3 separate regions of the Homo sapiens genome follow, and all the other regions are linked to region 1. Evidence: chromatin loops called from intact Hi-C (ENCODE). Cell type or tissue: endothelial cell of umbilical vein. All regions are shown on one strand.

Region 1 (8,000 bases):
CCTATAATATCCATTTAAGCATCAAATTGGGCAAAAATTATTTACAAAGTTCTACTTTTGTTTCTCTCTTTAAATAAAATATTGGCTTCAGAGCACTCATAAGTTAATAGACCAAAGAGAATTCTAATCTTTCGATTCTCGGCCTAATTTTCTCCTTTCATTTTCAGTATGAACATAGGGGTTCCAGGTAGACATTGAAACAAAACTTTAGAAGGATTAAAGAAGGAAGTAAGAGCCAAACAAGGAAAAAATAAGAAACAAAAAAGAATGGGGTAATCTCTCCCATGACAAGCCCTGAATATAAATAAGGGTGCGGTCTTAAAGTGAGTCATTACTCCATTGCCTACTCCTTTCATGGCAGAGACAGTGATGTCGTGGAATAGAAGCTGTTAAAGAGGCTTTATATAACTATTAGCCTCTGAAACAATAGACAGGCAGCAGGGTGTTGTTCCAGAAAATGTTCAAAGAGGAGGAGTAATTTTGTCCTTTACAAATTTAATATCTTCTCTTTTCTCCTATATCATTTGGAGGAAGCGCCTTTTTCCTTTTTCTCTTTTTTAAGCAAAATAAGCGTTATGCACTAGTAGGTAGTGAGTGAATTCTCTTTGCCAGCAGGAAGAAAAGCAATTTTTGAATGCCAAAAATAGCTCCTTTGTGTGAAAATATCACATAGCCCAAGACATTTTTGGGAGAAAGCAAAGATTCATGTTCTGAATTATTGTTTTTTAAATATACAGGCAGAGAAATGTTAATAATAGAAAAGACAGAAATTGATGGTCATTTCAAAGTCTGAATGTTTATCCTGTTTACGACACACTCAGACTTTTGTGTGGTCTCAGTCATAATTCCTCTCCCAGGCTATGTCTCTAGGAGATAGGTATTCCTAATCATTCTGTTTGGGTCAAGACATTTTATTCCTTCCCTACCTTTTACTACTTGTTCCTATGCAACATTACAAACCAGCAAAGTATGAACTGACCTGGATATAGGAGATGGCCCTAGAGCTGTAGACAGAATTAAAAATCGTATCTTTTTTTTTTTTTTTTGTAAAGCACCCCGACATCTTTGGGAACCGTTCACTCTAGGGAATCTTTTTATCCATTATTTGCAAATAGCAGACCATCAGCCAGTTACAAAGACTTTTGATAGAGGTGGTGGGCATCTTTTACTTTCACCCAACCAGTATCCCTTTCTGCTTCATTTGATAGTAACATATCCTTTTCTTTTGAAAAACTAACCATTCTTATTACATGTCATTTTGATGGCACTGTCAGTCCAACTGTACTGCCTTCCTTCTGGCCAGTGAGTGGATGGCCATGTGAACCAGGCTGGGACAGTGAGATGTTTTCCTATGAACGTGAGTATTGAATGGAATGACACAAGAATGGAACATGGTCACTGACTCACTTTGCTAGTGGTTCTACTTGTCTGACTGCTGAATGAATTCTAACTCCTGACTGACAGATTTTGGAACCTGGAAGTAGAGTGCTCTTATAGCAAAATCTAAAATGAGACAGTGGTTTTGGAAATAGGCGGTGTGTAGAAGGTGGAAACTGTGAGAATTTTGAGTAGAGTATTGGTGAAAGATCAAGTACCTTGAACCCATTGTGCATACAATTTTGAATTATGAGGAGGCTGGCAGTGAGGCCTTAAAGGAATGGGAGAAAAATCTTATTGGAAACTGGAGGGAAGGGCAGAAACTTAACAATACACTTGTCTGCAGGAACATGGAAAGTAGAAAATGTGCCTGATAAACTAGGGGATCTAGCTGAGATTTCCAAGCAGAACGGTTAGTTACCACCCATTTTTTTTTTCTTGCTGCTTATAGTAAAACATGAGATGAGAGAAAGCTAAACTAAGGGAAGGACTGTTAAACAAAAAGAAGCTGGATCTTGATGGTTCTGAAAGCTCTCACACTATTCAGAAAGTCGGAGATGCTAAAACGGAGATAATGTCTAGGGTGTGGCCATAAATCTTTTTATTAAGATCTTCACAATTCTCTGGTACCTCAGAGAACCTTCAGTCAGACTGAAGGGCCCCTTAAGGAGATTAAGAGTGTGCCACACAGATTCTCTCAGCCAAAGAGTAGAGCTTCTAAGAAGCCTAAGGGCATTGTCCCCAGTCATCTCAGCAGAAGCCCAAGGTGGAAGGGAGATTATCTGTAAGAGGTGTGTGGGTGGGGCTTTTGTCTGATGGATTTAACCTGGAGAAGTTTCACAGGAAACCCATAAGGTTCTCAAAAGAGATAGATACAGAAACATTACCACTTGGATGGAATGGGACAGTGCAGAACAGTACAGAATGAAGACAGGGCTTTGAAGGCCCAGAATTTTAACACCTGCTATATTTTGCAAAACTAGAAAGAAGACTAGGAGGGTGAAACCAAGAGCCCAGAGGGCAGAGTGGAGAAACACGAAGAATTATTTCAGATATGAGACCTAATCAAGGATCTTCCAACATTTGCCTGGCTCAATTTTAGAACTGCCATGGACCTGTAACCCCTATGTCTTCCATCCCCTACCCCTTCTTTGAACAGGGTCATATAAGTGCTTATCTTATATCTGTCCCGCTGTTGCATGTTGGCAGAGGAAGACATAATTTGCTCTTGTTTTATGGGTTTAAAAATAACAAGGAATTGTATTTGAAGAGCTGTGCTTAAAGAACTACACTTGAGAAACCACATTCATACTTGGACCTGATTTAGATGACGAGATTATGGACTTGAAGCTGATATTGCAATGGAATGAGAATTTTGAAGTCTTTGGGGGCAGTGAGTACATTTTGCATTTGAGAGGTAAATAAATCATTGGGCACCAGAGGATACACTGTGGTGGGCAGCCTATAAGGTGGCTCCTAGTGATCCTTGCCTTCTGGTATTCACATCGTTTTGTAATACCTTCTTGCTGAGTGTGGGCTGGGCTTGTTGACTCACATATAACAAATAGAATACCTGGGAAGTGATAGGACAGTAATTGAGGGATTAGGTTATAAAAGGCTGCAGTTTTCATCTTGGAGGCTCTCTCTCACTCTCTTTTGAATGACTTACCCTGGGGAAGCCAGCTGCCATGCTATAAAGCATAAGGCAGCCCTGTGGCAAGTCCCATGGAAATGGACTTGAAAATAGACTTTCTGAGACCTGCCCATAGCTATGTGAATGGGCTTGGAAGCAGATATCCTTGAGATAACTGTAGTCTCAGCCAAAACCTTGATTGTAGCCCATGAAAGAATCTGTGCCAAAACGACACAGCTAAGCTGCTCCTGATTCGTGAGCTACAGAAACTTTTGAAAAATAATTGTTTGCTATTTTCAGCCTCTAAATGTTGAGATAATTTGTTATGCAGAAATGGATAAAAATACACTCATATTCTAGAGGATACACTATGCTATAATGCTCTAATTGCTATTATTCAACATTTTGTGAAAAGGCAATTCCACTGTGTTTAAGAGGATGACATTGTCAATGAATCTTTTAGTCACTATTTAGTCACTATTTGAAGAGTGCCAACTTTGACCACAATTTTATTTTTAAAAATTGTGCTAATGCCAAATTCCTTTTTAAATCTGATTTCTCAAATATCGTGAAATATAAAGTTTGGTCTCCTACCTCTCCACTGTCTTAACTGATCTTTTGATTAATTCTTTTCTTTAATTACAAAACGATAGCTTAAAATGGCATGAGGGCATGGTGTTCCCTTGGTCCTTGGAATTATCCCAGGTTGGAGTGCTCAAAGATAGGCTAGATTTATATATAATAATGTTACCTTTATGAGATGCTTATGTGTAACAGGAACTTTGAAACTTGCTTTCTGTCATCATTTTAGACAATTCTCATACCAATTGTTTGAATTAGGCATCATTATTATTCCTCCTTTAAAGAGAGTTGCCCAATGTCATACATCAGTGAGAGGTGGATCTGAGATTTGAACCCAGATCTGCCTATCTTCAAGAAATCCTGAGCTCTTAATCACTTTAGGCAAAGAAGATGTCCTGTGCCTCTTTGCATGAATTAATAAGCTGTGATAAGTGGATTCGCTCCATGGCCCAGTGGTTACAAAACAGAACCTGTGCGAGCCCATTTCATATCCTCCTGGATGCAGCCTGTGAGGGGTTTTGAATCCAGAGAAGCCCTTTTGTCACATGTGAGCCCAGGACATTTTTGAAGAGAGAAGTCCATGCCCAATCTGAAATAAACTCTGTCACCAGGTTATAGCCTCTGCCTTTAAGAAAACTTTGGGCAATCTTAAACATTATTCAGAATGTGGGAGATACTTGAAGTGGTCAGTTATATTGATTTTTCAGGATCAAGAGTACATGAATTCTAAGAGAGAAATCAGAGGGTTTCAACAGGCATTTGGATGGAGTGGAACAAAAACTCCCTGGCTATGCCTGTGACCAAGACTATCACTGTTTGTTTTCCGCTAAGGGAAAACAGGGGCTAGCATGTTTGGTAAACTGTTACATGCCAGAGTGTTCACTAAATGCTTTATGCATTTGGGTCATTCTGACAAACATTGACTCATTTGTTGGTTATTTAAAAGGGACAATTGAAATATAAAATATGATGAAATTCCTGATATTAATAAGTGTCTTTGTTCTATTTGAGAAATCAGATTAAAAAAAGAATTTGGCATTAGCACAATTTTTAAAAATAAAATTGTGGTCAAAGTCATTAATGAAATATTTATTTTTATTTGCTTTCTTCCCTCACTAATTTTCCAACAGACTTAATTTCTTCAAAATCGAATCCTTTATATTTCTTAAAGCTTCAGCATAATTTTACAAATTGTTGAAAATACATTCCATGTTTTCCTGGTCATGTTTCTCATACCTAGACTATGTATTCAGTCAAACAGGGTGATGGTCAGGCCAAAGTTTATCTTATCACACCAGAGTTTTTAGGTCATTTCCAGTTTTCTTATTTTTTTTTTCTTTTCAAACTTTCACTTGAAAAGAAATTAATTGGAAAACACTAGCAAAGCTTTTTTCCTTCCTCTTTTGGCTACTTAACTGCCAACTGCCAATTGTTTCTGCATTCTTTATCTGATGTGCACAAGATACAGGAAAATTGTGGCTGTATTTGGAGTTGGCAATAGTTAAATGGAATTATAGAGAGTGACTAAAACCAACATGTATTTTGTAGAGTCTTTTGATTACACACAGCTTTCTCTGAGACATAAAAAAAAAAACCTCTTGAAGGATTAGCTTTCTAGGGAGAATTACCATTTTGAAAGATTTTTGCCACATTTCAATGACAAAATTATTCAGAAAAAAAAGTGCCTCTCTGTAAATAGTCTCTAAAGTCTCACAAACATCTGAGCTCTTGGGGGCCAGAATCAGGGCACAATTTGCGTAAATTAAATACACACACACATTTGATAATCCAAAGGTCTCTCAGATGTGTTTTGACCCCTCTGGAAAGTATCATCAAAATAACTGTACCATCTCTTCAAAAAAGCGCCTGTGACACGGACCATGAAAACACGGTTGTAGAAATCTTATTTTAACCATTGATGTATTACAGCTATGTTAAAGTGGCAGCTGAATTAACTTGGTTGAAAACCAAGTATGTTATATGTATCTTTTCCTCAACAGACCAGTGTGAAATATAAAGCTTATTTTTTTATGTAACTCCTTAAATGATCTAAATCCTTTATTTAAAACAACTTACCTTATGATAACTCTTCTGACAGATTTAAATACTCTTTTTATAATATGAGACTTTGCATATTTCTATTGAGATAGCTACATCAACACATTTCCTGAAATTTTTCTTAATAATTAATTTTAATAACATGTGATATGCTGGTTGGAATTTGTGGTTGTTTCATGTGCCTATCTTATTAGAATTTCAAGCATTCCCAAAGCATTCATGTTGGAAAATGACTTAGACAAAATTTTGTGCAATTGGTTAATTTCTCATCAGAAAAAGTCCTGAGAGGTTGAGTAATTTTGCAGTTAACTAATGCCAGACCACTGTAAACAAGAAACAAAATGTGAATCAGATGCTACCTTCTCTGAAGATGGAATCCATATCAAGCAAAAAATCTGACTTCAGAAATTCGCTTTGCAAATTAGTCCAGTAGCTGTCTATCACGTCACCTGGCATCGGTCCACAGCCTCCCAGTAAGACACTTGATAGAGGAAAGACAGCAGAGTGAGAATGTGGTATCCTCCCTCGTCTAAGCCCTCCTTAGGCAAGCTCCCTCATTCCAGCTCTCTCATCCCAATACAAGTTGGGGTAAGATAAGCTCTAGTTGTGAAATGCTCTATGACAAGAAAAATTCAGAGAATGTGCTTTTGTGACCATGAGAGTGTGTTTTACTGCTGGGATGAGGTGAGCCATACAGAGAGGCAGGTGGAGGGGGAGAAGAGAGCTGTGATCTTCCTGGAAATAATTTGCTCCCATGTCACCCCCGGAAAAGGCATCTCCCTTAAATCAGGCAGGCATAATGAATGGTGTGATACCCGGCGGCCTGCACAGTTATAAATACACAACCTTTCATTCTAGAGATGGCCCATTACCACTCACTAAAACAGTCTGTCACAGTGGTGCTCTGGGGCCATTCATTTTTCATGACCTTCTTGGAGACGTGACTGGGATTTCCTGAAACCACGCATAGGTCCCTGCCCAGCAAGCGCTCTGCATTAACATCCCTTAATTCTTCTCTTCCAAAGGTTATCATGTCCTGTGGGGGGATATGTGTGTGTGTGTGTGTGTGTGTGTGTGTGTGTGTATGTCTTCCCTAGCAGGCAGAGAAACAAACAGCACAAACTAAGCTTGACCTTGTTGGAAATACAGTTTATCCACAGAGTGAATGTTGGCTAAAATTTAATCTTATGACATCAGGAATGTTCAAAGTTTACACAGGAGGTAAGAAATTTTAAAAATCAGTTTAAAAAATTATCTCACTATTCCCAAGGTTCAGATTTCACATCATGAGAGGCACACTTTAGCGGAGCAATTGCAGCAAAGCAGGACCTTCTCATTTGCTGGCTGCTTCAAATAACAGTTGTCCCTTTGATAATATTGACACCTATCTCCTTCACAATCTAGTGCTTCTCCTGCACTTTGTAACATATCCCATCTGTTTTTTTAGGGCCACTGTCATAAGGACGCCTGGAAGAGTGAAGAAAGGCCTGATTGATCACAAGGTCCTATCAAATGTCAAAGCTGGCCCTGGCTGACCTCCCATCTATTCAGAGCTGCTTTGATTTAATCTCCAAACTGGCTGCTTCTCCAGGCTGTGAGTTCTATCTGCAACCCATGTGTCAGCATTGAGATATGACCTGCTTCACGCTCCATTCATCTCATTTGAAGGACGGAAATTAAACTCGAGGGTCGAAGAGGGGAACTGCTCAAAATACACACACACATTAACTGAAGCCTTTTGTGTGGGTACATTATAGGAGTTTGAACAACCATTAAAAATTATATTAAAATGAACTTGATCTTTACTCCACTGAAATGGTTTAGAACTCTTCCTCCCCTCACTGCCCCTTCGTCTATTCTTTTTTCCCTCTCATATTTGTAGTAATCATATGAACCTGATCTTATTAAGATTCAAAGTGAAAGAAGAGAAAAATTTACATTTTTTCAGTTTCTTTAAAAATGGTGTCCTTTAGAAAATTCACTTTGCCTGTAGTTTGCACAGTAAATATTTTTTTTAAAGAGATAGGAGAAGCCAGAACCAGACTAATAGAAATGCAGACTGCTTTGTTTAGCATTATTGATTCATTTAAGTTTCACCTTGTAAGGTTTTTAAAAAAATTAATTAAAACTCAAACTTTGGGAACAGTTCTATAACCATCAGGACACATTGGTATGGTATAAATCTATATATCCTAGGTTCCATTTCTTATTTCTAAACTCTTCTTTCTCTTTTCATTGGCCCTTTTATACTATCAAGGCTAATAACTAAGTGAAACTTGATTCCTTATAGATTTGTTTGCATAAAAATTTCAAGAACAAGCTCTACGTTATTTACTAGAAGTACCTCAAA
Region 2 (8,000 bases), 240 kb after region 1:
AAAAAAAAGAGGAGGAAGAAATACTTCCAAACTCATTCAAACAGGCCAGTATTATTCTGAAGCCAAAACCAGACAAAGACACATCAAAAAAGAAAACTACAGGCCAATATTCCTAATGAACATTTATGCAAAAATCCTCAACAAAATAACTAGCAAACCAAATTTAACAACACATTAAAATGATCGTTCATTATGTCCAAGTGGGTTTTATCTCAGGGATGCAAGGATGGTTTAGCACATGCAAATTAGTCAATGTGATACATCATGCCAACAGAATGAAGGACAAAAACCATATGATCATTTCAATTGATGCTGAAAAAGCATTTGATAAAATCCAACACCCTTCAGGATAAAAAGCCCTAAAAAAACTGTGTATATGAGAAAAATACCTCAACATAATAGAGGCCATATATGACAAGCCCACAGCTAGTATCATACTGAATGAAGAAAAAAATAAAAGCCTTTCCTCTAAGACTGGAAGCAAGACAAGAATGCTCACTTTCACCACTATTATTCAATATCGTACTGGAAATCCTAGCTAGAGCAATCAGACAAGAGAAACAAATAAAGGCATCCAAATTAGAAAAGAAGAAATAAAATTATTATTGTTTGCAGATGATATAATCTTATATTTGGTAAAACCTAAAGACTCCAACAAGAAACTATTAGAACTGATAAATAAATTCAGTAAAATTGCAGGATACAAAATCAAGATGCAAAAATCAGTGGCATTTCTATATGTCAAAGCAAACAATCTAAAAAAGAAATCAAGAAAGTAATCCTATTTACAATAGCTAAAAATAAAACTAAATATTTAGGAATAAACTCAACCAAAGAAGTGAAAGATCTCTACAATAAAAACTATAAAACACTGATGTAAGAAATTGAAGATGACACAAAAAATGGAAAGAAATTTCATATTCATGGATTGGAAGAATCAGTATTGTTTAAATGTCTATATACTACCCAAAGCAGTCTACAGATTCAATGTAATCCCTATCAAAATACCAATGACATTCTTCACAGAAATAGAAAAAAAAAATCCTAAAATTTACATGGGAACACAAAAGACCCAGAATAGCCAAAGTTATCCCAAGCAAAAAGAACAAAAAGAACAAAACTGGAAGAGTCATATTGCCTGACTTCAAATTATACTACAGAGCTATAAACAGCATTGTACCAGCATAAAAACAGAAACACAGACCAGTGAAACAGAATAGACAGCCCAAAAATAAAACCATACTTTGATAGTGAACTCATTTTTTCTAAAGGTGCCAAGAACATACACTGAAGAAAGGACAGTCTCTTCAATAAATGGTGCTAGAAAACTGGATGTCCATATGCAGAAGTATGAAGCTAGACCCATCTTTCATCCTGTACAAAAATCAAATCAAAATAGATTAAAGACTTAAATATGAGACTTCAAACTATGAAACTACTAAAACTAAAAGAAAACACTGGGAAACTCTCCAGGATTTTGGACTGGGCAAAGATTTCTTCAGTAATACACCACAAGTGTGGACAACCAAAGCAAAAATGGACAAGTAGGATCACATCAACTTAAAATGCTTCCACAAAGCAAAGGAAACAATCAACAACATAAACAGACAACCCATAGAATGTGAGAATACATTTGTAAAACATCCATCTGACAAAGGATTAATAACCAGAATAAATAAAGAGCTCAAACTGCTCAACAGGAAAAAAAAACCAATAATCTCATTAAAAATGCACAAAAGATCTGAAAAGACATTTCTCAAAGGAAGACATATAAATGGCAAACAGGTATATGAAAAGTTGCTCAACATTATTAATCATTAGAGAAATGCAAATCAAAACCACAATGAGATATCATCTCACCCCAGTTAATATGGCTTTTATCCAAAAGACAGGCAATAACAAATGCTGGTGAGGATGTGGAGAAAATAAAATCCTCATACACTGTTGGTGGGAATGTAAATTAGTACAACCACTATGGATAACAGTATGGAGGTTCCACAAAAAATTAAAAATAGAAGTACTGTATGTCCCAGCAATCCTACTGCTAGGATTCTCAAAAGAACGAAGTCAGTATATCAAAGAGATAATCTGAAATCCATACTCTCAGGTTATTGTAGTGCTACTCACAAAAAACAAGATTTGGAAGCAACTTAAGTGTTTATCAACAGATGAATAGATAAAGAAAATGTGGTACATATACACAATGGAGTACTATTCCGTTACATAAAAAATGAGATCCTGTCATTTGCAGCAACATGGAAGCAACTGGAGGATATTATGTTAAGTGAAATAAGCCAGGCACAGAAAGACAAACTTTGCATGTTCTCAATTACTTGTGGGAGCTAAAAATTGAAACAATTGAATTCATGGAAGGAATACAATGATGGTTACCAGAGGCTAGAAGGGTAGTGGGTGGTTGGATGGGAAATGGGGATGGTTAATGAATACAAAAGTATATGAGATCAAATAAATAAGATCTAGTATGTGGTAGCACAACAGGGTGACTACAGTCCACAACAATTTATTTTACATTTAAAAATAACGAAAAGAGTACAACTGGATTGTTTGTAACATAAAGGAATGATAAATGCTTGAGGTGATGGATACCTCATTTACACTGAGGTGATTATTACACATTGTATGCCTGTGTCAAAATATCTCATGTACCCCATAAATGCATTCACCCACTATGTATCCATAAGAATTAACAATTGAAAAAGAACACAGCAAGAAAAGAAATGAGGTGATTAAAAAATGGGTAACACATCTGAATAGACACCTCACCAAATATATGCTCATGTCAAATAAACATATGAAAAGATGTTCCACACTATATGTCATTAGGGAATTGTAAATTAAAACAAGTTACTACTGCTCACCTATTAGAATGGCTAAAATCCAAAACACTGAGCACACCAAGTACTAGTAAAAATATGGAGCTACATTAACTAGTAATACTAGTAAGGATGTGGAACTACATGAACTTTTCTTCATTGTTGATAGGATCGCAAAATCCCATAGGCACTTTGGAAGATGGTTTGGCAGCTTCTTACAAAGCTAAATGTGCTTATCATATGAGGCTGCAGTCATATTCTTGGTATATACCAAAATTAATAGAAAACATATGTACATGAATGTTTATGACAGCTTTACTCATAATTGCCAAAACTTCGTAGAAACCAAGTTGATTTTAATATGTGAATGAATATAAACAAATTATGGTACATCATATGATGTAATATTATCCAACAATAAAAAGCTTTGAGGTATAAAGCTCAAAAAAAATAGAAAAACCTTAAATATTTATTGCTAAATAAGAGAAGGAACTGTTGAAAGTCTATACACTGTATGATTACTACCATATAAATATCTGGAAAAATTAAAACTGCAGAGATAATAACAAGATCAATAGCTCTTACAAGTCCAGGGTGATAACTGCAATTATTGATAAATTAGATTATACATTAGTCAAAACCCAGAGAATTGTACAACACAAAGAGGAGACTTAATGTGAAATATGAACTTTAATTCACAATAATATACCAGTATTGGTTCACTAATTATAACAAATGACCCACACTAATGTAAGATATTAATAATAGGAGAAAAGTGTATGTACAGTGTGTATCTGTGTGTGTGTGTTTAGGTAAATTATTTGTTGTATTATCTTCTCAATTTTTCTGTAAAGCTGAAATTCTTATATAAATTAAGTGTATTAAAAATTAGAAATTTTATTCTGTAAATTGAAATAATTACATAAGAAGCAACAGAAAAATTAAGATTTTGATTTGACAGATAGTAAGAAAGGTAATAGATATTCCTGGAAGAAATGCTACATATTTTTCAATGTGGAGCAAATAATATGACATTCATTATAAAAATAGCAAATGTTACATAACATAAATAAAATGTAAATTAAAGATGCTATATAGTTACTTTACAGAAAGGTTTATTTCAGATCTTATTAAGCACAGAAATAAATGATAGTTTTTATATTACTGTGCATTGTTAAATTTCACTACTGAGTTAAAATATAAATGTAGCAAGAATGAACATCGATTCATATAAAGCATATATTGTCTCAAAGTATACGACATTTGCATTTACTCAGTGTTAGCTAACAGTACAATTCAATGTGGTTATGAAAGAGCATAATGTGGTTAGCAGATTTTTCTACCTACTCCAAGAGCCAGACTAAAGCTTCCCCATGGAATTAGATTTGGGTATTAGGCAACAGGAAATGTGCCTGCTGATAACTGAATTACTCTGAACTCTAAAGAAGTCACTGGGACATTTTGTCCATTAAGTTTACAGATGGCAAAGTAGATATGTCATTCACAGCTGCATGCATGAGGATATGACATATTTGTCTATATTAATCTCATGGATCACTTGACATGACTCATTCAACCTCTCTTTCTACTACATGAATTAGCAAGATTTCTGGTGGTTCTAAAGTAGATCCAAACACTTCGGAGGGAAATATAAATACTTGTTTCATTATACCAAGTAAGTGGGCCAACAGGGCGCATTTGGTGCTTTAATTGTCCTTCATAATCACAGTAAGGTAGTAAAAATTAAATCTAAAATAATATAAATAGGCCAAAATGGTATATATGATGCATATATGCATGACAAGAGTTTTTATCTTCAGTGGCAGCACAGGCAAGATATTAAACTTATCATGGGAATTGAATTAAATTTCAAAAAAATGCATTGGCTAGAATTACTCAGAATTCCCAGGGGCAGGGAGGGGACACTCTATGAGGTTAACCATTTACTATGTTTAAACTCAATAATTGTGAGCTGAGTATAAATCAAGAAATCTGCTCAAACATCTGTGTCTTACTTAAAAGTTTCAAATGTCACAAATATGTGTGCTATGATGAATATTCACGGTTATGAAGCTGTGGTGAATATATTCCGTGAGGCCATATGACAGGCTGTCCACCAGCCCTAGCCAAAATAAGACATCTAACCAGAATTAATAAGATAATTATCAATGGTCAAGAACACAAATAGATGATGCCTGAAATATATGAAACTGCATAAGCACACAACTCAAGCATTAAGCGAAAGGAGAAACACTGTCATATTACAATCAAGAACCTGGAACAGTCAACTGAGAACCTGGAGGATGCTAGAAGAACTTATTATACCTGGAGCAAAATTTGAAAATTCCTTAGTCTGAAAGTTGGGAGTTGAGTTCTCACATTTGAAAAGCCATGCAAAAAAGTGATTAATCTTAAATTTTGTGTATACTTAAACAGAAAGACCAAGGTCTGAAGTCCAATGTCATACAAAAAGTCACCTTCTTTTTCTATGCAGATTAGGTTGCAATTTAAAGAAGTTTAAGCCCTGTGACAGAAACCACTTGATCTCTAACAATATGTTTAGATAATGAGCACTTCAGTATAGCCCTTCAAGCTTTTTGTAAAAAAAAAAAAAAAAAGAAAAAAATTACATTCATCTCCCTACATAATCTGTTTCTGATGTCTATTGCCACATACTCAAATAGCAAAAATCTTAGTTGACTTTCATCTTTAAAATTTGACATATTGGAGGAGCAATCCAGGACAGTATTTGATTTTAAATAGGGAAAGAACTCACACTCTAATACACAGAGAGAAATAAGTGGTGAAATAACACTTACAGGCTTGTAAATGGCAAATGTGTCTGCAGTGGGCAGAGCATGCTGCTTTCCTCTCCTGGGAATGAAATAAAAATGTGCCAACAGAAATAGCATTGAAAATGCCTGGTGGTAGAGGCAGTGGTATTAACAAAAGCATTCTCCTCCTCATTAAGCAAGTACCAATTAGATATATGGAATCCAAGAGCTGAAAGGGGTATAAGGAATTAACTCACTAGTCATCCTCAACTTCCACGCAAATAATGACTGTGAGAGCTAGTTTCCACAAATGTTCCCGCTTCAACAAACCATGCCTCCTGGAATTCACATCCTTGTGTAGCCCCTTCCATGAATTGGATGCTGAGCTTCCAGCCCTAGCTGTTCCAGTGGATGGTCCATGGATCAGATATACCACCCAGCTGAGGTCTTCCTGAATACTCAATCCAACAAAATCATGAGCAATATAAGAGAATTGTTTTAAGCTGATAAATTTTGGAGTAGTTTGTTTTTCAGCAGTAAATAACCAGAACAATGATCTTTCTATGTTCAAATATGCCTTATGGGCACTCATAATCATTATAATATTCATTCACTGAAAAAGTGCATAGTGGTAAGATGCTATTATTCATCAGTGCTTTTAAGAATTCTAGGCCGGGTGTGGTGGCTCACGCCTGTAGTCCCAGCACTGGGAGGCTGAGGTGGGCGGATCACAAGGTCAGGAGTTTGAGACCAGCCTGGCCAATATGGTGAAAGCCCATCTCTACTAAAAATACAAAAATTAGCCGGGGCTGGTGGTGGGTGCCTGTAGTCCCAGCTACTGAGGAGGCTGAGGCAGGAGAATTGCTTGAACCTGGGAGGCGGAGGTAGCAGTGAGCCGATATCATGCCACCGCACTCCAGACTGGGTGACAGAGGGAGACTCTGTCTTTAAAAAAAAAAGAATTCTAATAATAGTAATCATGAAAATTGTAATGTCTAATCTTTTTCAATGTTGTTTGTGTCCAAAGTGCTCTTCCAAAAGCTTTCCTTAATTATACTATTTAATAGTCATAACACTGTGATGAAGAAGGTATTGTTAATTACATCTTCATTTTACAGATGAGGAAACTGAAACACAGAATGATTAACTTTTTTCACTGTCATCTAGCTAATAAGGAATTGTTACATATTTTATTCATTACAATAGTAAGTAGGTGCGTTTGATACATTGTAGTTCATAGGCATTTAAATATTCTATTTCTTTACAATGCTCAGTACAATGTGCAATGCTCAGTATTTTGGTAAATTCACAGTCACTTTATGATAGCTCCAGGATCTCCAAGGAATTTATGGACTACAGTTTGAAATCCATTGGTCTAGTCCAATTTCTATTACTCTTTTTAGAAGAACTGAGATGCACAGAAGTTATAAGAATTTCCTAAGTTCACATAGTTAGCAACCTATTCAGAACTAGAATTCCTTGTTAGTAATGTCCACTGCAGCATCTTTATACTAATCTTAGGGGATCATCAATTACTGTTTGGATCTTTGATTCTTTACATCTTTCTATCAGAAGTGTACTCTGACATTAGCTCTTATTTAAGCTAAAATTATCAAAATCCTCTCTTGTTGTGACATACTAGTTTTTAGAAACATTTGTATAATTGTAAATTATTATGTCTTCTTATTATTTCAGTTACTGTTTAAGCCTAAAGAAATAAAGTAATACCTTTTAAAAAAATATCTAATATGTACCATTATTCAGATCAGCTTTACTGCACATTAGTCTTTTACTGTCCTGTGCAAAACTAAATAAAATATATAAATTATCCCTATCTTGGTTTCACAACTGGTTAATACTGTCTGTTGTATTTGCTGCATCAGCCTTGCTCTGTGGGCTGGAGCAATTATCAGTGACCAAGTAATCCAACTCTTCTTTATTCTCTCATTGCCTTAACCCTTTTCTACACTCCAAGGGCAATCAATACAAATATCTTGCCAAAGTCCATTTCTTGTGCATGATACTGCTTAACATCACTCAATCATTTGAGTGGAAAGCTTTACAGGAGTTCATCTTAGGTGAACTTGAATATGCCCATTTTTCTTTGAGAGTGGAATGAAGAGTTCCAAACAAGTCATAAAACTGTAAAAGCAATTTCAAGAGTCCATCCTGATTGTTCCCACTGTGAAATAGAAAGAAGCATCGGGGTTTCAAAAACATTCATGTACTCAAGGATATATCAGTAACTATTTATTGAACATTCCTGCAGAAAACATCCTGTAAAGTTGGATGAACCCTGCAGTGGTTGGATGAGTTATTTACAGAGGTCTCAAGGCAGGGTGTCCTTATTCATGCTGAATATGAGTTACCTAACAATAAATCCAATAGCACT
Region 3 (8,000 bases), 110 kb before region 1:
GTGGGCCAAGTACAATCACATGGGTATTTAAAAGAAGAGAATCTTTCCCAGCTGTGGCCAGAGGGAGACGTGACTATGTAAGAAAGGTCAGAGAGATGTGACATTGTTGGCTTTGAGGATGGCCATGAGCCAAGGAATGCAGGTGGCCTCTAGAAGCTTGAAAAGACAAGGAAATGGATTCTGTCCTAGAGCTCCCAGAAAGAACACAGCTCTGCTGACGCATTGATTTTAGCCCAGTGAGACCCAGGTTGGATTTCTGAACTGTACAATAATAAATTTTTGCTGTTTTGAGGCGTTAAATTTGTGGTCATTTTTTATGGTAGCAATGGGAAACTAATATAATATCCTTCAAAAATAAAGGTGAAATTGTACATATTTATGGGGTACAGTGTGACTCTTTGATACATGTGTACATTGTGTAAAATCAAATCAGGGTATTTAGCACATCCATTACCTGACACATGTATTATTTCCTTATTGTCATTAAAAAATAAAAATAAAATCTAAAGGTGCCGTGGAGACATTTTCACATAAGCAGAAGTTGAGAGAATTCAGAATTCATCTTTAGTGGACCCGCATTACCGGACATTTTCACAAAGCAAAAGGTGAGAGAATTTGTCACCAGCAGAATTAAGCTGTAAGAAGTACTCAGGGAAGTTCTTCCACCTGAAGAAAATGAAATTAGGACGGTGGAATGGAGTAAATAGCATTGGAAATGATACATATGTCCTTCGTTGCTGTTGTTTCTGCATTAAAGATGGAGCAGCACTCTTTCCAACTCTCTACATCCCCAGTGGGTGCTGCAAGTAAGGGCAATAGCATGGACTAAAACTAAAAGTATGGCAAAAGATAACCCATGCCAAAAGTAAACATAAGAAAGCTGGCCTGGCTATATTAATATCAGACAAAGTGGATTGTCAGACCAAGATCATTACCAGAGGTAAAGAGGATACTTTCAGAATAATAAAAGGCCCAATTTATCAGTAAGGCATAAAACTCTTAAATGTGTAGGCATCAAATAAAAGAACTTCATAATTCCTGAAGTAAAAATCTGGCATAACTTTAGGAAAATACATATAAATCTAGAATTTCAGTTAGATGTTCTAGAAATCTCTCAGTAATTTTGTCTGCTCATTGACAGAATAAGCAGACAAAAAATTGAGGAAGACTATATATACAGAATATCTGAACATCACCAACTGCCTGAACCTAATCACTATTGACAGAACACTGTACCTGATAATTGCAGAGTGCACATTCCTTCCAGTACTCATGGACTATTCACCTAGATCATATTCCGGACCTTAATAGGAATCTCAATCAATTTGAAAAGACTAAAATCTTACAGAGTATGTTCCCTGACCGCAGTATAACTGAATTAGGAATCAATAACAAAATGATCTCAAGGAAACTTTCATATATTTGGAAATTAACAACACACTTCCAAATAACCCATAGATCAAAGAAGTACTTATAAGAGAAGTCAGAAAATATTTTGAACTAAATGATAATAAAAGCACAAAATATCAATATTTGTGAGATGTAGCTAAAACCATTCTTAGAAGAAAATTTGTAGAAGAAAACACTAACAAAGGAAGAAAAATAGTCACTTTCTGGTGCTCAATAAATTATTAGTTTTTAATCATTATTAATAGTATCATATACATAGCAAACTTAGTTTAGACAAATTTACAAAACGTGTGTGTCAGGGTAATGTTACCTATGGCATTCGTTATCAACAATTACCTCTTAAATTTGGCAAGGAATTTCATTAACATAGATTCCATTTCCTAGTGAAAGAGAAGAGCAAAGCATCTGCAGCTTAAAGACCTGGTTCCATCTTCTTCTTCTGCCATTTACTACTGTTCTGACTTTCTCTCTCTTGGTGGCAACTTTCTCAACTGTAGTGGAAAAAATGATATCTGCCTAATCTATGTCACAAAGTCACTCTAGAAAATAGAATGCCATATGAAAACGGACTTAGTGCCAAAAACAGTTAAGGCAATTATTCTTACTCATGAAGGAAGCTAGAGAGTGTTCCTGCTTCTTTTATATATTGCTTGTTTCACTGACGCTATCATTCTCTCTGATTTTTATATGTGGCCTTGAACTCAACAAAGGTTTATATTAAAGATCTTCTATGTAAATAATTGCAAAATTAGACCAGAAGAGAAACTAATGGGCAACTATGGCGTTAGAAGCTTGAACCACTTTCACAGCCTGCAACACCTGTTGAGTCACGTTCATGCTCCTAGGTGTAACATTCAGGGTCTCCATCACCTGGTTTCTCTCTGTTCTCCGGCCTCATTTTAACCTACTTAGCTCTAAAACTTTTAGACTGTTTCATGCCTTTGAATATTTAATCATGCAGTACCCACTGCCTTGAATGTTTTGCAAACTTTTTTTTTTTTAACTTGAAAAACCTGCTATGATTCCCTCTAGTTCTAGTTCCAGGCATCATCTTCCCCAGGAAGCTTTTCCCTAATCTCCTTAGGAGTTAAGGGCCCCTTCCTTCTACCCCCACAGAATCCTGCACAAAATACTGTCTTATAACCCCTGATATTGTGTTGTATTTTCTGTGTAGGAGTCTGTCTCATCACCCAGACTCTTGAGTTACACAAGGGAAGGACATGTTTTATTCATTTTTGTAGATTTAGTACAAAAGAGTACATTATAATAGGGTGCCTAGTGCATATTAAGAAATCAATAAATATCCATTACTTTCTTTAAAAAAAAATGAATTGCTTACACTTATAAATCTATTGAAAGTATCATGGCAAGAAGCAAAGCTCTTAAAAACCATAAAGAAATTATGAATTTTTCAGGGTTTTTGGAATGTGGTTGCCACTTAACATTCAAACTATTAATAAAATACTAATGTGGGTATAAACTGAAAACTCAGGTGTGTTTTTCTTTAAATAAATTTGGTGCAAGGAAATCTGTGATTATGTTGTTAAAATTGAGAATTAGAAAGCGGTTCTTCATTTAATGAAGAAGACTTTCTTTATACAAAATAAGCCATAAGATTAAATGGTGAACTGCTTGTGGACATTAAATTGACTAAAAAAGAGGTTTAAATTCCCATACAAGGAATACGTGATATGCACTAACTTATGTATATCTATATCTTAATAGAATGTGTTGGGCACGTCTACAAGATTTTCCTTAAAATGTAGAAGAAGCCTAGAGTATAATATTTAAGAAAGATTACATATTATTCCAGTTAAAACTTTCAAATTAGGATTGATTGCCAAGACTACTTCAACTCATGTGGGGAAATTGGAGGAGTGTTTTGACGGGGGAAAAGACAAAACAGAAAATGCCAGAGCCCAAAATAAGTTCCCCAGAGAAGCTGGGAGTCTTTGCCTTGATTGGATACAGACTGGGAACTTTCTCATTGCTTTGGAATTTGGGCTAACGTCCAAAACTGAGGGTAACCTGTGACAATTGCATTGCACATTCTGAAGAAAGGTACTTAGACATGTTCCCCACAGGATGTGTTAAGGTGTTGGCCAATCATCAAATATTGTCACTCCAAAGAACACATTTAACAGCCGGGAAGAAAATTGTAGGAAAAGAGAGCACTTTGGCACGGAAGGGTAAGCTGCTATGTGACTTCGTCTTGATCCAAGAGAGGAAATTGAGAGAAAACCCTCTGGAGCAAAGGTGGTGAGGACAGAGAGGCTCACTAGTGGGGAATACTGCCATCTTACAGAGTTCGAGAAATTTCCTCAGAGAGTTTGAAGGGTGCCCTCTAGAGCAGGACTTTGCAAACTTTCTGTGATAAAGGACCAACCTGTTTCAATTTCCAGTCCATCATGGAGTGACAGGTTTATAGATTTACTAGAACTGAATTTTTAGAAAAATGAAATGGAAACAATGTTCAGAGGTTACATACTCTGTATTGTAACATCAAATTGCTATAAAAATTTCTGAACAGTACTCTTAATTCCTGCACTTATTTTGTCATGAACTGGTAACAGACTGTTAAGAATCAACATGAGTGCTGAGACCTCAGAATAAGTACCTCTATCCTACATCAGAACTTCACCCAGAGATCTGGTTAAAATGACAATTCTGAGCACTACTGCCAGTCCAAGCTCTCTGCTACTAAGAGGCTCCTGGGCGATGCCAGTGCTCTGGTCGGGGGCATTCTTTGTGTCCAAGGCTCTAGAGAAGTGCAGGCCGATAGAAATATGATGTGAGCCACACATGTAATTTATTTTTTAGTAGCCTATTTAAAAAACAGGGAAAGGAAATGGGTGATTAATTTTACTAATACATTTTATTTAAGCCAATATATCCAAAATATTATCACGTGGTTGATATAAAAATTAGTGATGAGACATCTTGCTCTGTGTGTGCGTGTGTGTGTGTGTGTGTGTGTGTTTTAATACTAAAGCTTTGAGATCTCAATTTGGACTGGCACATTTCAAGTGTTCAATGGACACATGTGGTTAATGGCTTCAGTGTTTAGCCAGGCAGTGCTTGAATGTGGGCAGCACAGGGCCTGGTGCCTGACTCTGCAGGAGAAATCACAGGTATGAGGTGGCTGAAGATGCGCAGCATGACAGAGTGAGGCCAAAAGGCAGCAGTGCTTGAAGTTTGAGAACATGATGGGGGAGGATGTGTTCATTTTCCTGCAGGACAAGTAGCACTGTGCAAGTTAGTGCAAGTTATTTGAAGGGCCTCCCACCATTTCACAGCAAGAGGGGTGCATGCTGGAATGAAGGAATCCCAAGCACCTTCTGGTACAGGAGTCAAGGTTCTTACAAAAGATTAACGAGAGAGTGTTTTGAATGCATCAGGAAATGTTAAATGTATGAGTCCCTGAAAGGGTCTCCAAAGAATTAACAGAGGTACTTCATGAAAAAGACTTCTTGGAACATCTGTCCTACACAGGGCATTTGACAACAAAGAAAGACACAAATGCACTTGAGCTGGGGAGGAAAAACATTGATTTCAAGAATAAATTGAAGTTTTGGTATCTGATTGGGTTAGAGTTTTTTGATTCCTGAAAATAAGTTCTATAGTACTTGAAAGTAAACAGAAAGTCGTGGATCTGCCCAAGAGGTCGTTGAGGGGAGAAGAAAACTCTGACGGTAGTTTTGAGAAAGGTTGTGGAGAGAGACTGAATTTTTTTTTGTCCAATTTGATTTATTAAATCGACCATCATCTGTGTGAGCTCGTGTTGCAAAAATGACAACACAGATCATTTAAATGCTTTGTCGTTCACATCTCTACTCGGCAGCCTGACGCTGACAACACTGCCAGGCACATGAAGCAATCCCTCCAAGATACATTTCAGATATTAATGTTTTGGTATTGTTAAATCATATTATTTTTATTTCTATAAATTTATCTTGTTCCCCATGTTAATGGCAGAAAGTTTCAAGTTAAAATCAAGGGTAAACACATTGGCTTAGGACTCTGTCTTCTTCTGAAAGGCCTAAGCCAGGAAGGTGGATACAATTGAAGGAAGCCAAGAGAAATTGGTTAGCCTGCTACTGGCTGCAAAGAATAGAATCCCAGAGGCCAAGTATCTAAAATGACAATAGTAACTTCTCCCATAGCTAAGACTCACGTAGGGTGAATCTCATGGCTGGTTGATACTGTGACTCAATGACATTTAGGTTTTTACACAAAATATTTCTTCACTCTGCTATCTTTTGAGCTAGTTTCCTCTTTAGAATGGTAGCAAGAAGGCTATGCCAGATCTAAGCAGTATACTTATGGGCAATAATACCCAGGAGAAGAAAGAGTCACTTCTCAGGCTTCTCTTTCTCTCTCTCACTCTTTTTTTTTTTTTTTTTTTTTGAGAAGGAATCTCTCTCTGTCGCCCAGGCTGGAGTGCAGTGGTGCAATCTCAGCTCACTGCAACCTCCACCCACTGGGTTCAAGCAATTCTCCTGCCTCAGCCTCCCAAGTAGCTGGGATTACAGGAACATGCCGCCACGCCTGGCTAATTTTTTGTATTTTAGTAGAGACGGGGTTTCACCATATTGGCCAGCCTGGTCTTGAACTCCTGACCTCAAGTGATCCTCCCGCCTTGGCCTTCCAAAGTGCTGGGATTACAGGCATGAGCCACTGCACCTGGCCGCTTCTCTCTTTTTCTCAAATTTTTCTGACAGCCTCTCCCCCTGTCTCATTGTCCACAGTTAGATCACATGTCCATTCCTGAATTAATTACTGCAAGGGAAATAGAGACCAACGAGTAAATCTATATTCCAATGAGACTACCCCTGGAGTTGAGGTTCATGACTATGAGAAGGAAAGATGGATATGTGGACAAAATTAGATTCTATTAAAAAAAGAAAGAAGAGGCAATGAATGTCAGGTAAGCACCAATACTATTCACCAAATATCCTATGTAGGTTTCTAATCCAAGTAAAAGCATGCTTCCAATGGATAGAGATCTACCACATACTCTATGACAAACGTCTAAGCCAAACCAGGTTGTCCATGTGAACACAAACCTATTACTGAAACTGCTTCCTGGATAATATCACATTAAATTAAAACTTGGATCATGAAAAGGCTTTTGCAAAGACACAGTATTTCAGTGGAGGGACTTCGTAAAACAAACAAACAAACAAACAAACAAAAACCACAAAGTTCTCCCAGATACTCAACTGAGTTAATCTTGCATTGGATGTCCACATTTAATGTGTCACATTGGAGTCTTAAAGTACCTTCTGCTAGTTGTGTCAGAATTTTGCTTCAGAGTAGGATATAAAAAGAAAAAATATCTTCTTATAAATGTGATTGTTTTTCTGCCTTTGTTATAAATGAAAAGTTATGAACGTTTCAAGATGTACTTTCTTTTTAAGCAGTTAACTGTCAGTTTACTGTAGCTGGGCCCTGAGACAGAGATAAAGTCTTTATAAAACCTAAAACAATTTTAGAAGATTATTCAAACTTGTGGGTTTTTACACATATTTTTCCAGCATTAATTTGTTTCTATTTTTCTTGGAGCCGTAATGTATGGTTCTTGCTTTTCCAGTACACTACCTGAGTATAACAGTATGGTTAGAAGTTTCATTCTAACAGATCTGTTATTCTACATGGTGATAGCAATGGTTAATGCCAGACTAGTCTCCATACAAATAGTACTTGAGGAAAATTTTCTCTTCTTTCATTGGTAGTTTATATTAATATTCTTCACCTTGAATGCCAAATTTAGAAAAAAAGAGAAACCTCAGAAGAAAGACACTGTTTTCTCCCTTTTCTTAGGATACATATTTTGCTCCATAGTTTTTCTTGGTCAAATGGTTTTCTTTTAAGTTCTCTTCTCCATCTTTCTTTCTTGTTTACTCCAGGAATGCAAACTTGATCTTGACTTTAAGGTCAAAGCATTTTCAGAATGTGCAGTCAGCAGAGAATTGAAAAAAAAAATCAATGTGAAACATATTAGAGAAGAATAAGGGGAAGAGTGATGCAGAAGTGCTGGGAAGTCATGCAGGGATTGGAAACCACAAAGATTCTACAGAAAGTAAGAACGTCCTGCACCGAGATGTTTATGATTCCTTTTGCTTTTACTTCCCTTTTCTTACATAGGGGTAGGTGAAAATTATGGTAATTTGAGGTCTGGACCACTTTCAAAGCATTTTCAGGGGATGAAAATGACTTTTGACCTCTAAAAATGAGACATGTTTCTTTTTTTTTTTTTCCTGAAACCCTTTTTTCTTTTCCTGTTTTGTTCATGGTAGGGGAGATGACTATATTCCATACCTGTTATGCACACAAACTTAGAAGGGTTTATTGCAGCTCCATGGCTGAAAATAGCAATGAAAATTGTGAGACCTTTTATGTCAGCATTGGAAATAAACTTAATTTTAAATGAGAACACCTTTGATTTTATAAAGAGACTTATCCAGTGTAAAAGCTGGAAAGTTAAATAGAATCATAGTGGAAATGTTGATTCTAAAATTCTAGTATCTAGCCACAGACCTTGAAAAGAAGAAAGAAAGCTAGAAAGATGAAAGAAAGAAAGAAGAGGC

Evidence for each region. A loop is a pair of places that touch in the nucleus more often than their neighbours do. Peaks named below come from ENCODE experiments on the same cell type or tissue, not always from the same donor. Only the 100,000 strongest peaks of a DNase experiment are listed, where the experiment ranks them.
Region 2: it touches region 1 in a loop (9-fold over the local background); 2 of 110 quality-filtered maps call a loop at or near these places.
Region 3: a loop joins it to region 1, with 2.6 times the contacts of the local background. A loop is called at or near these places in 7 of 110 quality-filtered maps.

What each region holds. Positions count from the first base shown.
Region 1 is chr3:177,928,093-177,936,092 of GRCh38, forward strand. LOC107986154 (a long non-coding RNA gene) reads right to left here and starts at 6,200. Exons shown (of 3, transcript XR_001741024.2): 1 at 6,010-6,200. In endothelial cell of umbilical vein, no CTCF peak of the experiment used is centred here; DNase peaks (open chromatin) are centred at 4,459 and 4,989; H3K27ac peaks cover 1,987 bases.
Region 2 is chr3:178,166,563-178,174,562 of GRCh38, forward strand. All of the region lies in intron 10 of LOC105374235 (a long non-coding RNA gene), which reads right to left. Among named protein-coding and RNA genes, the nearest start is that of LINC01014, 250 kb to the right of the region's middle. In endothelial cell of umbilical vein, no CTCF peak of the experiment used is centred here; a DNase peak (open chromatin) is centred at 4,309; H3K27ac peaks cover 2,405 bases.
Region 3 is chr3:177,813,398-177,821,397 of GRCh38, forward strand. LINC02015 (long intergenic non-protein coding RNA 2015) reads left to right here and starts at 3,468. Exons shown (of 3, transcript NR_110826.1): 1 at 3,468-3,599. In endothelial cell of umbilical vein, no CTCF peak of the experiment used is centred here; DNase peaks (open chromatin) are centred at 114, 3,494 and 5,574.